2 separate regions of the Homo sapiens genome follow, and region 2 is linked to region 1. Evidence: chromatin contacts called from ENCODE Hi-C or POLR2A ChIA-PET data. All regions are on one chromosome and are shown on one strand. Each heading gives the region's core, a stretch centred on a gene start or an enhancer-like site at or near the end of the contact. The rest is flanking DNA. Distances are from core to core; before and after follow the strand shown.

What was found. Hi-C counts contacts between places; a loop is a spot of excess contacts on that map. ChIA-PET counts read pairs that join two places held with the same protein, here RNA polymerase II (POLR2A). Pooled maps may share reads with other maps.
Region 2: a pooled map shows a loop between it and region 1 (2.1-fold over the local background). The contact joins the enhancer-like site here to the promoter of SKA3 in region 1. A Hi-C loop is called at or near these places in 1 of 37 single-sample maps with no recorded cell type and 4 of 50 pooled maps. POLR2A ChIA-PET finds 5 or more read pairs at or near these places in 6 of 52 experiments (H1, T-cell, activated CD8-positive, alpha-beta T cell and 2 more).

The regions. Positions count from the first base shown.
Region 1 is chr13:21,174,606-21,179,564 of GRCh38, forward strand. It overlaps SKA3 (spindle and kinetochore associated complex subunit 3), which reads right to left and starts at 1,947. Exons shown (of 9, transcript NM_145061.6): 1 at 1,770-1,947. The coding sequence starts at 1,872. It overlaps MRPL57 (mitochondrial ribosomal protein L57), which reads left to right and starts at 2,053. Exons shown (of 2, transcript NM_024026.5): 1 at 2,053-2,112; 2 at 2,307-4,479. The coding sequence starts at 2,312. The coding sequence ends at 2,620. RefSeq lists enhancers at 20-742, 1,465-2,187, 2,203-2,522.
Region 2 is chr13:21,398,054-21,403,054 of GRCh38, forward strand. ZDHHC20 (zDHHC palmitoyltransferase 20) reads right to left here. Exons shown (of 13, transcript NM_001330059.2): 5 at 4,744-4,813; 6 at 3,600-3,632; 7 at 2,320-2,440. Among named protein-coding and RNA genes, the nearest start is that of LINC00539, 56 kb to the left of the region's middle. Within about 2 kb of position 1,863, at least 2 of the 41 ENCODE cell types and tissues checked have a DNase peak (open chromatin) inside an H3K27ac peak, as active enhancers do.

The DNA.
Region 1 (4,959 bases), core at 697-3,196:
AGCATTAGGAGATATACCTAATGTAAATGACGAGATAATGGGTACAGCACACCAACATGGTGCATGTATACATATGTAAGAAACCTGCACGTTGTGCACATGTACCCTAGAACTTAAAAGTATAATAATTTTAAAAAAAGAAAAAAAAAGTGCGTACTGCTCCAACAACAACAACAACAACAACAAAAAGCGCATTTGTTCCACATCTTTCCAAACACTTGGTAATTTTCTCTTTTTCGTTTTAGCTATCCTGCTGGGTATGCAACTGTACTACATTGAGATTTAATTTGCATTTCCTTGATGACTAATGAAATTTGCATTTCCTTGATGACTAATGAAATTGATGTCTTTTCACATTCCTGATGACCATCTGAAGATAGTTTTTTCTTTCTTAGATGGAGTCTAAGATCGCTCAGGCTGGAGTGCAGTGGCGCGATCTCGGGTCACTGCAACCTCCGCTTCCAGGGTTCAAGCGATTCTCCCACCTCAGCCTCCGAGTAGCTGGGATTACAGGCGCCCACTACTATGCCCAGCTAATTGTTTTGTATTTTTAGTAGAGACGAGGTTTCACCACGTTGGCCAGGCTGGTCTTGAACTCCTGACCTCGGGCGATCCACCCACCTCGGCCTCCCAAAATGCTGGGATTACAGGCGTGTGCCACCGTGCACGGCCAAATCTTTTTTTCTTTTTGAGACGGACTCTTGCTCTGTCGCCGAGGCTGGAGTGCAGTGGCGGATCTCGGCTCACTGCAAGTTCCGCCTCCCGGGTTCACGCCATTCTCCTACCTCAGCCTCCCGAGTAGCTGGGACTACCGGCGCCCGCCACCACGCCCGGCTAATTTTTTGTATTTTTAGTAGAGACGGGGTTTCACCGTGTTAGCCAGAATGGTCTCGATCTCCTGACCTTGTGATCCGCCCGCCTCAGCCTCCCAAAGTGCTAGGATTACAGGCGTGAGCCACCGCGCCGGGCAGAAATAGACATTTTCAAGTGACTGGAGATCATTCATTATATAATTAAAGTAAAAGTAGTCTGCAGGGTGTAATATTTTAAAGCACATTACAATTATGACATTTATGAAATAATTCCAAAATCTGAACTACTTTTTCAACAATTTAAAAAATCTCTAATAAAAAGGGGAATGGTGAATTTTGCTTTATTTATATACACATATTTTTTTAAACCCCAGCACTGTTGAGTACTAGTGTTTGTGTTGGCAACATGGTTTAGCGGGAAAAACACAGAGGTTTACTGCAACTGTGGACCACGTGAGTGAGAAAAAAGTCACTATATGTGTAAAGTATTGTGTAAAGAACGTTAAATAGCTTGATTCTAAGAGAAACTGTTTAGGTTTACATGGTATTTTACTGACAAGCACACATATTGTATGTGACGAAAGCATATCACGTATAAATTAGTATATGTATTATGAGCTCAATCTGTTAATTTAGGTTCTTATTCTTAAGTGCTGCTGTCTCTGTTTATAACGTAATAGTGCTACTTTCATTATCTCAAGAGAGCCGTGGGGTTGTACATGGGTCTAAAACGGACACGCGACAAGGGTTCCTAGGAATAAACCATAAACAGGCCCGGGAGCTACGCTAACGCCAAACGCCGAGCAGTGAGACGCGCAGCACCCGCCCTGCGCCTCGGTGGCAGCCGTCCACGCCGTCAGTGCCTGGCGGTTCCCGTGGGACATACCGTCCACTCGCCACGCCCCTCCGCCCGCGGCGCACCCCACGCACCGTGCCCTGGCCGCCCGCCTCACGCACCGCTTTCCTCTCCGTCCAGCGCTCGCTGCAGCCGGGCCGTCTCGCAGTCCAGCGTGCTGGCCAGAGACCGCAGCTTCCCGCAGAAGCTCCGGATAGGGTCCATGCTGAGCACAGCGGGGAAGGACTCCAGGCGTACGCAGACCCCACCGCTCAGCTCACAGCCTCCCGCCACTAGTTTGAATCTCGGCGCCGGACGCGTCCTCGGCTCTGCGCAGGCGCAGTCCTCTCTCGCGAGAGCCGAAGTCTCTCGCCGAGGCCCCAGGAGACCCCGCGAGACGGGTGCGCTTACGCCACGGCGTCTGCTGGCGGCCGCGGAGACGCAGAGTCTTGAGCAGCGCGGCAGGTGAGTAGCTGTGCGAATTCGGTTCTCTAGGGAGCTCCTTCTTCGCCTGCTGGCCTTACCTGGGCTCCCCGCTTCTCTGGAGGGGAGGCGGTGCGGGAACTCCCGTAGGCGTGAGCTGGAGCGCGCGCCCGCTGCTCTCTCCAGGTCCGGCCGCGCCAGTTCGCCTCCGCAAAGCCCGTCCCTCTCTTCCGCAGGCACCATGTTCCTGACTGCGCTCCTCTGGCGCGGCCGCATTCCCGGCCGTCAGTGGATCGGGAAGCACCGGCGGCCGCGGTTCGTGTCGTTGCGCGCCAAGCAGAACATGATCCGCCGCCTGGAGATCGAGGCGGAGAACCATTACTGGCTGAGCATGCCCTACATGACCCGGGAGCAGGAGCGCGGCCACGCCGCGGTGCGCAGGAGGGAGGCCTTCGAGGCCATAAAGGCGGCCGCCACTTCCAAGTTCCCCCCGCATAGATTCATTGCGGACCAGCTCGACCATCTCAATGTCACCAAGAAATGGTCCTAATCCTGAGTCGTCACCCTTGGATTTTATGGATCACGGAGCTGACCATCTTTACCTGGTCCTGGAACTGAAAAACTGTAGCTTGTGTGAAAATGAGCCTTTGGACCAGTCTTTATTAAAACAAACAAACATGAGTAGTCTGCATATCGAATATCTAGAGCTCTAAACCCCCAATACTTAAAAGTCTAATTGCTGTCCTGTGGTTTCATTAGTCTGATAGGAAGATAGGGATTTCCTCAGTCACAGATGATATTTTGAAGGAAAGCTGCAATAAAGCCACAATGATTTGAGGTCTTTGCTTAAGTATGAGATACTTGATGGGGGCTTTATCATGCAACATTAGTTTGCTTACCTTAAGAATTGCCCAAAAATGAAAGAAAATATGAGCTTTTCAGTTAAACATACTCCTAAAAACATTTTCCGGGATTTTACTACTAAAATTGGACATTTAAGCGAAGTAAAAGAGGCCGGGTGCGGTGGCTCACGCCTGTAATCCCAACACTTTAGGAGTCCAAGGCGGGCGGATCACTTGAGGTCAGGAGTTCAAGACCAGCTTGGCCAAGGTGATAAAACCCGTCTCTACTAATACAAAAAAAATTAGCTGGGTATGTTGGTGCAGGCTTGCAATCCCAGCTACTTGGGACGCTGAGGTGGGAGGATCGCCTGAACCTCAGAGGCAGAGGTTGCAATGAAGCGGAGGTTGCAGTGAGCCGAGAGCATGCCGCTGCACTCCAGCCTGGGAGACTGCATCTCAAAAAAGAAAAATAAACGAAGTAAAAGATATTTATCAGAGCTGTTACAGGAAGGTGTATTTTTTAGCTATTTTGGCAGGGTGCTGTGGTGCTTGCATGTAGTCCCAGCTATTCAGGAATATTGCTTGAGTCCAGCTTGGGCAACATAGCGAGACCCTATCTAAAATAACAATAATATATGGCCAGGCGGGATGGCTCACGCCTGTAATCCCAGCACTTTGGGAGGCTGAGGCGGGCAGATCACTTGAGGCCAGGAGTTCAAGACCAGCCCAACCAACATGGTGAAACCCTGTCTCCACTGAAAATACATAAAATTAGCCGGGTGCAGTGGTGAGGCCTGTAATCCCAGCTACTCAGGAGGCTGAGGCAGGAGAATCGCTTGCACCCAGGAGGTGGAGGCTGCAGTAAGTCGAGATTGTGTCACTGCACTCTAGCCTGGGCGACAGAAAAAGAAAATTTAGGTGGGGAAAAAAATCAGAATTGCGTCTGTGGGAACAGGAATAAAGGAGAAACCACTATTGACTGGGAAGACACACAAAGAACTTTGTCAAAGTTGTATGGCTGAGGCCCACACGGTGGCTCACTTCTGTAATCCCATCACTTTGGGAGGCTTAGGCAGAAGGATCACCTGAGATCAGGAGTTCCAGACCAGCCTGGCCAACATGGCGAAACCCCATCTCTACTAAAAATACAAAAATTAGCCGGGCGTGGTGGCTTACGCCTGTAATCCCAGCACTTTGGGAGGCCAAGGTGGGCGGATCACAAGGTCAGGAGTTCGAGACCAGCCTGGCCAATATGGTGAAACCCCATCTCTACTAAAAATATAAAAATCAGCAAAAAAAATTTAGCCAGGCTTGGTCATGCATGCCTGTAATCCTAGCTACTGGGAAGGCTGAGGAAGGAGAATTGCTTGAACCCAGGTGGTGGAGGTTGCAGTGAGCTGAGATCGTGCCACTGCTCTCCAGCCTGCATGACGGGAGTGAGACACCATCTCAAAAAATACATATAATAATATAAATAAAAATATCTTTTTTGAAAATAATTTAATATACCATGTAATTTACCAGTTGAAGATGTTCGCTTTCAGAATATAATAAAAATAGTCAAAAACTTTGTGTTTCTAAATACATACTGTATATAGTAGTGTAATACAGTACCCTATACAATATGCATTTGGTGACACAGTATACAGCACTCTATACGGTTGGAACTATTTTATATTTGAGGAAACATTTAAGGAACTGTCCACAGTTACAGCCAGTGATGAGATGGACTTGAGATTGAATTGCTGTATAATACAGAAATCTTGGGTGAGTACGGTCAACAATAATTTATTGAACATTTAAAAATAGCTGAGGCCGGGTGTGGTGGCTCACGCCTGTAATCCCAGCACTTTGGGAGGTCTAGGCAGGCGGATCACGAGGTCGGGAGATCGGGACCATCCTGGCCAATATGGTGAAACCCCATCTCTACTAAAAAATAGAAAAACTAGCTGGGCATGGTGGCACATGCCTTTAATTCCAGCTACTCGGGAGGCTGAGGCAGGAGGAGAATCACTTGAACCAGGGAGTTGGAGATTGCAGTGAGCTG
Region 2 (5,001 bases), core at 613-3,112, 220 kb after region 1:
CAGTTTTAAAAATGAAAGAACAAAGAGTCTAAAGTTTAAGTATCTTGATTCTGGCTATTCACTCAGCAAATATTTACTGAACACCTACTGTGTGTTCAGTACTGGGCGACTAAGAAACATAAACAAACAGGTTGGGCGCGGTGGCTCACACCTGTAATCCCAGCACTTTGGGAGGTCGAGGCGGGCAGATCACGAGGTCAGGAGATCGAGACCATCCTGGCTAACACGGTGAAACCCCGTCTCTACTAAAAATACAAAAAATTAGCCGGGCGAGGTGCCGGGTGCCTGTAGTCCCAGCTACTCGGGAGGCTGAGGCAGCAGAATGGCATGAACCCGGGAGGCGGAGCTGGCAGTGAGCCAAGATCGCGCCACTGCACTCCAGCCTGGGCAACAGAGCGAGACTCCGTCTCAAAAAAAAAAAAAAGGAAAGAAACATAAACAAACAAAATAAACAAATATTCATGCTCTCATGGAGCTTAGATTCTGGCAAATAAATACATACATGGCATTTACATGTAAAGAAAGCTCATTTTTTTCCCCTAGTATACCACCCTGATTCTATACCTCAGTTTCATACAGGAATAACAATAGTTCCAAGATGCTATTAATTTTTCTAGCTTGGAAACTGATAAGATTTGTAAAGATGTTGTTCCCAATCAATCAGATAAACATAGAAAGAACAGTGAAATGAAAATGAGGTTGGTTTGAGACGTGCTGATTTTTATGGTGTCTTCCTCATGTCTACTGGTTCAATAAATAGCAACTGGAAACAGGGGAATGGGCTCAGCCCATGTGAGCGCTAGGGCTAGGAACAGCAATTGTGAATGCCACAGGGGGACACGCAACAACCCAGAAACACAGTAGAAAGAACCAACAGTGAGACAGCCCAGGACTGAACCTATATTTAAAGGGCTGAAGGGGAAAGAGAAAGGAATTAATATTATCTTGAAATTTAAAGAGAGTTTAAATGAAGGAGAAAATGTTCATTTATTTTGAAATTATTTCTTGGCCAGGTGCAGTGGCTCACACTTGTAATCCCAGCACTTTGGGAGGCCAAGGCGGGCAAATCACTTGAAGTCAGGAGCTCGAGACCAGCCTCGCCAGCATGGTGAAACCCTGTCTCTACTAAAAATACAAAAATTACCCAGGCATTGTGGTGGAGCACCCATAATCCCAGCTATTCAGGGAGGCTGAGGCAGGAGAATCGCTTGAACCCAGAAGGCAGAGGTTATAGTAAGATGAGATCGCGCCACTGCACTCCAGCCTGGGTGACCAAGCAAGATTCCGTCTCAAATAAAAATAAAATCAAATAAAAATAAAAATAAAATAAAATATAAAATAATTTCTAAATTTTTAAAAAATGGCACATGCACAGAGAAAATTAAAATAATGCTAAAAAGCTATTAATGAAAAACAGCAGTTCTCCCACTTCCAAGAGGCAGTTACTTTCAATGTTTTTGGTAGTTTTTCCTCAAAAAATATATACTTCCATACTAAAAAAAATTTTAAAGCTATATTTATCTGTTTTGAATATATTACTATTTGTCCATGTTATACAAAATCCAAAGGATAACTGTAGAAAGCATGTCTCCCTTCTAAGTGCCCTCCCCAGAGGCAACCAGTTAAGAATTTTTTACTGCATTCTTCCAGATAAAACATATACAAATATATATACATGTTATTTTGCTGTAGAAACGGCAGCATACTATATGCATTCTTCCGTACCTTGTTTTTTTCACGTTAATAAAAGATCTCAAAGATCACTTCACATCATTTGTTATAAAGAGCTTCCTTATTCTTTCTTAAGCTGCATTGCATTCCTTTGTATAGATGTGTCATAGTTTCAGGGGACCTCAGTTGATAAGACATTTGATTGTTTTCATTCATTTGCCATTTTAAGAAATGCTGTAAAATCTATAAAGACAGGAAGCAGTTTAGTGGCTGCCTGGGGCTGAGGCAACCACTAAACTGCTTCCTGTCTTTATAGATTTTATTACTATAAAATTGCAGTAAGTCTCACCAACTCAAAGAAAAGCAATTTACCTCCCTAAAATGAATATGTCTTTGTTAGAATGTGGGTGAAAATAATTTGGATCACTAAAAGAGGCTCACTATATCCTGTTTAATACACATTTATTTACAAATAAACATGTGTATATGAAAGTAAATTGTAGCCCTATCTGTCCTCTGATGGATTTATAAAACTCTAACTTGTAAAATTAAAGTATATCTACTTGTCATAAAAAATAAAGTAATTTATTAGGAAGATAGCATCTTAAAGTCTTAAATACATGTTTCAAGATAGAAAAAAAGACTTACCGTCCAAAATTTTATAAAGTACTCTAAAACTGTTGCAGCCACGAAAAGGCAATATAATAGGGAATACAATAAAAACAGCAGGAAGAATTTGTAATTAGAAAATCCCACACAGTTATTCACCCTGGAAAAATAAAGAAAGCCACATTATAAAAGTAAGACAAATCACAAATTCACAGAAATAGAAAGTAGGATGGAGGCTGCCAGGGGCTGGTGTGGTGTGGGGAAGGGGAGCTTTTTAATGCGAATAAAATTTCAGTTTTGCAGGATGAAAAAGTTCTGGAGATTAATTGCACAACAATTTGAACATACTTAACACTACTGAACTGTACCCTAAGAAATGGTTAACATGGTACATCTTATGGGAGTCTCATTCTGTTGCCCAGGCTGGAGTGCAGTGGCACAATCTCGGCTCACTGCAACCTCTGCCTCCCAGGTTCACGTGATTCTCCTGCCTCAGACTCCCAAGTAGCTGGGATTACAGGCGCCCAACACAACAGCCGGCTAATTTTTGTATTTTTAGTAGAGATGGGGTTTCACCATGTTGCCCAGGCTGGTCTTGAACTCCTGACCTCTTCGATGTTTTTTAAAACAATTAAAACATAATAATTAAAAAAAATAAATTGGGCCGAGTGCAGTGGCTCATGCCTGTAATCCTAGTACTTTGGGAGGCCAAGGCGGGTGGACTGCTTAAGCCCAGGAGTGCAAGACCAGCATGGGCAACATGGAGAGACCCCATCTCTATTAAAAATACAAAAAATCAGCCAGGCGTGGTGGTGCATGCCTGCAGTCCCAGCTACTTGAGAGACTGAGGTGGAAGAATCACCTGAGCCCAGAAGGTCAAGGCTGCAGTGAGACAAGATCATGCCACTGTACTACAGCCTGGGCAACCAGAGACCCTGTTTCAAAAATAAAATAAAACAAAACAAACACAAAGAAAGACAAATCAGAAAACTAGAAAACTTAATCATTATTACCTAGAAATGGGTCATCTGGGAAGTTGAGTGGTGTCTTAATTGTGAATGTTTGTATTTAATAAATTCCATAAGGAATGTGGAATTTTAATGTTAATTCTTAATACATTGTTATTTGGGTTAATTTCAGCAGATATTTTAATAGAAACCATTTAATATAACTGTTTACATACAAATCTATGCATATATGTAAAGAGATCAATCTTAATATCTATGAGTAAACTGGCCTTCAAAATTTAGGAATACTGAAGTTACTCTAAATTCTCTCTCTCACCACCAATGCAATTTCTTCTGTTTTTTTATACATACCAAGGACAGTGATGATCCATCTTAAGAATACATCTAGGAAACAAACAAGCATAAGAAAATCCATGCAGAAAAATTCTTCTAATTCTAACTTCTCATAATTTTCTTTTATTTGACTTAAAATTCCCTTTACAACTACATCTTAAGAGAATCAACCCAGAAACTAGGTTAGAGATAATTTCTGATGCTTCCACAAGAATGTTCATAGGTAAAAAGTCATGATTTTTATACTGGGAATTCAGCTGAACATATTCAGCTGCCTTAGACCACATCAAATAATACTGTAATATTTAGATCTGGGCTGGGCACAGTGGCTCATGCGTGTAATTAATTCCAGCACTTTGGGAGGTGGAGGCGATAGGATCATTTGAGGTCATGAGTTCGAGACCAGCCTGGCTGACATAGTGAGACCCTGTCCTGAAAAAAACAAAATTCAGATCTGGTACACAGTACTTGGTACATTAGATCCAGCTAACAAATTAGCTGAAGGAGATAAAATGCAATACAGATGGCCCCTATGTTATTTTAAACATATGCAGGTCATAAAAACAAAAGTTTAGGAGGAAATAAGTCAAAATATTAACACTGATGGGCTTGGAGATGGTTATTTTTCCACATATTCTATAAAATTTTACCCTATGCATAAGCACTACTGTATTTTTGTAATAAAAAAAACCCACCAAACTCCAAATTTGCCTCCCTACTAGAATATGTATTCTATACTTATATGAAGGTAGACCACAGATCATCTAAAAAAAATAACAAAATGAGTAATCTAATACTTAGAAAGTTAAGTAACTGTGTTACTAAAAGTCAAGGATTATCTGGGATTCCAAACTAACGATCTTTCCTTCAACATATTATCTCCTTACATGTACACAAAGACTTACATTAAGCACAAGCATAGACAGCATAAAGTCCAAGAAAATTCTATTAACTGGTATAGGAACTGTTATCAAAGATACAACTTGTGAGTATATTCCAGCTTTTATCAATATTTTTGTCTGCCCTGTATGCACAGCAAATAATGGGAGAGGATGAAGTGTTCTTGTCAAGTGTAAAGCATATAAAATGTTCCTTCCCCTTGCACTTTCCCATCACTGATTTCCAGTGCTAGATATTAAGCATATGTGTGAGTAACACTTACGAGTCACAGGCTGAGCAGTGATGCGCCCGATCAGGTTTAATCAGCTGACATTTTTCACAATATCTGATAGCTACATGAAAGAAGTAAAAGGAAGATGCTGAAGGATGTACAAACTTAACTAATTTGACATTAAAACTTGATTTTCTAAAAAAAATAACTCTGGGTAATTGATAACTAATAATTTTAAAACAATACCAACAATACCAAAATGTATTATACTAGAGAGCTTCTCAAATCAAAATGTCAAGAGATAAAAGA